Linked DNA regions of Homo sapiens: region 1 is linked to region 2. Evidence: read pairs that join two places in POLR2A ChIA-PET (ENCODE). Cell type or tissue: GM12878. All regions are shown on one strand. Each heading gives the region's core, and the rest is flanking DNA. Links, peaks and the distances in the headings are about the cores only.

Evidence for each region. ChIA-PET counts read pairs that join two places held together with the same protein. Peaks named below come from ENCODE experiments on the same cell type or tissue, not always from the same donor. Only the 100,000 strongest peaks of a DNase experiment are listed, where the experiment ranks them.
Region 1: POLR2A ChIA-PET joins it to region 2 with 7 read pairs; 1 of 35 experiments calls an interaction of 5 or more read pairs at or near these places.

What each region holds. Positions count from the first base shown.
Region 1 is chr3:12,835,550-12,838,459 of GRCh38, reverse strand. It overlaps RPL32 (ribosomal protein L32), which reads left to right. Exons shown (of 4, transcript NM_000994.4): 4 at 2,237-2,910. The coding sequence ends at 2,366. Among named protein-coding and RNA genes, the nearest start is that of SNORA7A, 3.4 kb to the left of the region's middle. In GM12878, for the core only: no CTCF peak of the experiment used is centred there; no DNase peak of the experiment used is centred there; H3K4me3 peaks cover 850 bases.
Region 2 is chr3:13,068,383-13,071,292 of GRCh38, reverse strand. All of the region lies in intron 1 of IQSEC1 (IQ motif and Sec7 domain ArfGEF 1), which reads left to right. Among named protein-coding and RNA genes, the nearest start is that of IQSEC1, 3.6 kb to the left of the region's middle. RefSeq lists enhancers at 1,292-1,461, 1,472-1,551. In GM12878, for the core only: a CTCF peak has its summit at 2,793; a DNase peak (open chromatin) is centred at 1,582; H3K4me3 peaks cover 1,266 bases; H3K27ac peaks cover 1,951 bases.

The DNA of each region.
Region 1 (2,910 bases), core at 363-2,862, 230 kb after region 2:
TGGAGGGTTTGCAGGGCATTGGTTCCAGGTGGGTTTTATTGGTTTTTGTTTTTTAAGATGAAGTCTTGCTCTCTTGCCGGGGCTGGAGTGCAGTGGCATGACTTCGGCTCACTGCAACCTCCACCGCCCAGTTTCAGGCGTTTCTTCTGCCTCACCCTCCCAAGAGCTGGGATTACAGGCGTGCACCACCATTCCTGGCTAATTTTTGTATTTTTAGTACAGATGAGGTTTCACCATGTTGGCCAGGCTGGTTTTGAACTCATGACCTTAAGCGGTCTGCCTGCCTTAGCCTCCCAAAATGCTGGGATTACAGGCATGAGCTACTATGCCTGGCCTGGTTTGATTTTAGAGATAGACAGGCTCTGTGTTGCCCTGGCTACAGTGCAGTGGCTGTTCACAGCTGTGATCATGGCACACCGCAGCCCCAAACTCAAGGTGGGCTCAAGCTGTCTTCCTATCTCAGCCTTCCTGGTAGCTAGGACCACAGGCACACTCCACCACACCCAGCTAGTTCTAGGTGTTTTGAGTAAGTTAGACACTTGGTGAGCTTTGTGTATAAAAGACTCAGTGACCTGCTTAGATTAAAACTAGGGCAGTGGAATGAAAAATTCTCATGGGAAGTGACAGTTTATTTTCTTCACTTACTGGTAAATGAAAGCCAAAAAGCTGAATTTTCCTAAGTAAACTAGAAAGAACATGGAGTGTGTGTGACTAACTAGGATGTTTGTGTTTACGTTTACAAAGATAACTTTCACCTACAGTGGTTGTAGATACAAGTAATAAAAATGAACAAGACCAGTATTCTAACGTGGTTACCTTCCAAGATTGGAAATTTAACCAGGCGTTGAAATGCTGAAAATTTCTGTTAGAAAAGATGGGCGAAGGAATTAATGGTGGATACTGAAACCACAGTTGGCTGTATGAGTTGAACTGTAACAGGCAATACCTGTTGTATGGCCAACATGATTACTCAGTTGCAGTGCACATGTTGGCTGGTTGGCATATGCTCTGTAAGCGCAGCTTGGCAGTCTTTAAGATCCATAGAAATACTCTTTGACGTTTGATCTCTAAGTTCCATTTCTGGGCATTTGTCCTTAAGGAATGGAAAAGCAGGCAAACTAAAGCTAGTCATTGCAGCAATAACCCACTGGAAACAACTGAAAATATAATGAGAGAATTGTAGAGTGCTGGATAAAATGTTGTGGGTCCACTCAAAATGATTCGAGTGTTGTAGTGTGGAAAATGCCCAAGCCAGGGGGGACACATTTAAAATGGTGGGTACACTCTGATTGTGATTATCAAATATATAGATGGACAAGGACAGGAGGGTTTTTTGAAAAGTAAAGACAGATGAGAAGTGTAATATAACCTAAGTCTTTAAAACGTAGAAACATTTAAAAATACAATTGCTTTGAATTTGAGTGGACTCATATAAAACAAGAATTGTCTGGATTTGCTGTCTTGCTGTTAAGGCAGGGTTCTTGAAAAGAGCTGTGTGTCCACTGCCTCAATCACTCCTCACAGTCCTGCTGCTTCTCTCTTTGCTGAAAATGCTTTAGGGGTGGAATGTCTGTTCTTAACCACTGTGGGTGGCTTCATAAATCACCTCCTTACTGAAGTGTGCTTGTTAGGCCTATTGGTTATCAAATGGGGCACAGTGTAGCTGCCTCTTAAAAAGTTGTGAGGAATGAGTTAGAACTGGATCTGAAGTCCTCAGGTAATAGGCATGGCTATGACTGGGTGACTTTAAGCATTGTTGCTTCTCAACTTGCTTTGTATCCTCAGCAGTCAAACCAGGTGCTCTTGGCTCCATTCAGACTCTTGGGTTCTGCTCTTGACCATTTTGCAAAGAGTTCTGAACCTTCATGGGCAAGGTCAAGCACCCTGTGACTGGGGGAGAACCTTTGAACCTGGAGTGTGGGCCTGGGTTCGCCCCGGATCCCTGTCCATTGCTTGCTGTGGGCCTTGGTTTCTTTATCTGTAAAATGGAGGTAATGCCTGGATTACAAGGCTGCTATAAGGATGAGAGGGGACAATGAGGGTACTTTTTAATGAAAGCATTCTTGTCACCACCAGGGAACCATAGTCAGGATTTGGGGGCATGTAGGTGTCATTCCACAGCCACTTACCAAGCAGCCCTCTCTTAGCTTGGTGCTGGGACTCATTGCCTCTCCAATGGAATTTTCCAAGTGTGTTGAGGGCTGTCTTGCTCCTTACCTACTTGATTCTCTTGCAGATCTTACTGTGCCGAGATCGCTCACAATGTTTCCTCCAAGAACCGCAAAGCCATCGTGGAAAGAGCTGCCCAACTGGCCATCAGAGTCACCAACCCCAATGCCAGGCTGCGCAGTGAAGAAAATGAGTAGGCAGCTCATGTGCACGTTTTCTGTTTAAATAAATGTAAAAACTGCCATCTGGCATCTTCCTTCCTTGATTTTAAGTCTTCAGCTTCTTGGCCAACTTAGTTTGCCACAGAGATTGTTCTTTTGCTTAAGCCCCTTTGGAATCTCCCATTTGGAGGGGATTTGTAAAGGACACTCAGTCCTTGAACAGGGGAATGTGGCCTCAAGTGCACAGACTAGCCTTAGTCATCTCCAGTTGAGGCTGGGTATGAGGGGTACAGACTTGGCCCTCACACCAGGTAGGTTCTGAGACACTTGAAGAAGCTTGTGGCTCCCAAGCCACAAGTAGTCATTCTTAGCCTTGCTTTTGTAAAGTTAGGTGACAAGTTATTCCATGTGATGCTTGTGAGAATTGAGAAAATATGCATGGAAATATCCAGATGAATTTCTTACACAGATTCTTACGGGATGCCTAAATTGCATCCTGTAACTTCTGTCCAAAAAGAACAGGATGATGTACAAATTGCTCTTCCAGGTAATCCACCACGGTTAACTGGAAAAGCACTTT
Region 2 (2,910 bases), core at 298-2,797:
TTTAGAGATGGGGAAACTGAGGCTCAGCACAGTTCTACTGGAACCCTGGAGTATACTAGCCTGGGGTGGGGGTTGTAGCCCAGGAGCTATACTGGAATCACTTGAGGAGCAGTTAAAGAAACAAACAAAAAAAAAAAAACAAAAAAAAACTGTGTGGGTCCCACCCCCAGACATTCTGGTTTCTAGGTTTGGGGGAGGGCTCAAGCCTCAGGATCTTTTTCATTTTCCGGATGATTTTAATGTCCAGGTGTGGTTGATGTTCCCGTGATGCAGCTATTCACTGTGGCTGCGTTGCCCAAGCCTATCCAATTGCAGTTTTGCAGGGACAATGTTCTATATGGATTCCAATACTCTTCCCTGGAGAGTCTGCTTCAATCTGTTGGGGGCCCAGCCACCTGCATTTGAACACGTGGCTCTGGTGGATTTGCTGATTCCTGGAATAAGCTCGTCTAGCCTTCCTGCCTAAGAGAGGGGCTGGCCCGAGGGGGCTTAGCGCTCACTGTCTTTCTTTTCTGTGGGTCTTTTCACTCTTCTCCAGCTCTCAGGCTCCCAGTCTGAGCATTGTGACTCCCAGGCCATCCCCGCTCTGCCACCAAACCTATTGGCACCAGAAATACCAAAGATACTTGGAGGGGGTGGCTCTGTTTGTACGCAAGGATCTTGTAACCAAGAGCAGGCCTTTCCTGAGGTTACCCTGCTGCACTTGATAAGCCTGTGTTTGCCCACCATTACTCCCCACCCAGAACCCGCGGCAGGCCCACTTCTAGGCCCAGGCTCTCCCAGCACCTGCTGCTCAGACCTTATTGTTACCCTGCCTTTCAGTGTGGAAAGGAGATGGGGTGTTGAGCATCTCTAGATGTTTAACTTTCCCAACAGTTGCACTGTAGCCACTATCAGAGCTGCCCAACTTGATTGCAAAGCGTTCTCATGCTTAGTTGCCTCATGGGGTCTCACCAACTGCTGTAAAATGTGATACTGTCGATCCCGTTTTACAGAAGAGGAAACTGAGGCTCAGAGAGGGGAAGGAACTTGACTGGGGTCACACAGCTGTTTCCTGCCGTACATTTGGCAGTGGTGTCCCTTCCCCAGCATGCCACATGTCAAATCGGGACAGACTTGCTCCAGCGGCCCTGTGCATGGCACAGCCAGGCTATCCTCAGCCTAGTGGAGCCCTGCCGGCGGGCCCCCACCCCCACCCCACTGTCCTCACTCCCTAGCCTCCATTTTCGCCACTTCCACTCTCTGGGCCCCTGGTGTGCACCCAAGGGAGCTTTATGGAATCGAGACTCTGTCCCGGTCAGGGCTCAGTCCATCGTGAAGGTGGCACACTGGATGGGATAAAGGATGACAACAAAAGCAGGAGAAGATTTCTTAACCCAATGGGGGAACATCAGGAGGCTTCCAAGAATCAGACCCTGAATCAAACTTGCTAACACCTGAGGTCATTGCTGTACTGGCAGCTTCATGAATGGTGTCTGAATGAAGGATGGCCCTCAATTCTGTAACTACAGCATCCTTTTCATCATCTCTGCAAGGGGCCCCTCTGTCCTCATGGGCATGTCACATCCTGTCACTTGAACACAGGAAGTGAGGCTGTGAGGAGTTTGTGGTGTGTGAGATGTGGGCTGCTTGGCCAGGCCAGTGGAGCACTCGCCTACCCATGCCTGTTCAATCATTCATTCACTGCCTGGAACTGTCCCGACCCCTCTCTTCCTTCTGTTTGGGGGACATGATGACCTGCCGGCCCCCGCAGGAGGCAGTGGTCTCCCTCTGGTGGGATGCCCTGACCTGCTGCTTGCAGTGGGGCCTTCATGAAGGAAGCGAAGCCCTGGTGGGTCTCCCCTAGACAGAAGAAGGGACACTGGTGGGACTGGGCCTGGAACATTCCACACACACACACACCTCCAAGAAACTTGTGCATTGAGCCTTCACCATTATCACCTTGGCTGGGTCAGTTCTGCAGGCACAGTTATCAGCATCTGCTGGACAGTGGGCCTGGGCTGGATGCCAGGGAAGAGCAGCCCCAGCCCACCGAGAGAGATGCAGGGAGGGAACCGGAGGCCCAGTCTTCACTCAAGCACGTGTGATGACCGGTAGCCTTTCTTGCCATGCAGTGATCACTATTAAAAATGGTTATTATGAATGACCCACACAGCACTGGGCTATTTTCCAAGAATGCTGTAGCATCTATCCACCCTTTACAGCCCCAGGAAGCCACTGGGCAGGTCCTGGTTATAACTCAGAAAGACTGGGATATGCAGCCAAGGCCGCATAACCAGGCCTGGGCCTTCACTTCCCTGCCTTCAGCTAGTGTTCATGGTGCACCTGCTGTATGTCCAGCTCAGTGCTGGGAACCACTGAGAGGGTGCTGCTCTCAGGGGATACTGCAGGGGAGAAGGACACAGAGAAATGAAGAAGATAGAGAGCCCAATGGGAATGGATTGAGTGAACTGTGTGGCCACTCAGGAAGTGAGGAGGGCTTCCTGGAGGAGGTGACCTTTGAACAGAAATCTAAATGATTAGGAGGAACTATCCAGGAGAAGAGTGGGGGCCCCGGGTGCAGGGGACAGCAAGTGCAGAGGCCCTGGTGAGGGCATGCTTGACAGGATTGGGCCACAGAGGGAGGATGGTGTTGCTGGAGCAGAGTGGACCAAGAAGAGAGGTAAAGGGGCTGGGGCTGTTCATGGAGGCCCTGGAGTAAAGAGTCACATCGTCATGCTGGAAGCTAAAGATATGAAGAAAAGACTGGGGGTTAAAGAGGTTGGGGAACTGCATTGGGGCCTCCCAACCATGAGGGGGTGTCATGAGCCTGGGGCCTGAAAATTCAGAGGCCTGGCCACTGCCTCTGCCCCTTTGCAAGGCCAGGGCCCAGGCCTGCTCCCCGTTGTATACCCAAAGCTGGCATGGCCT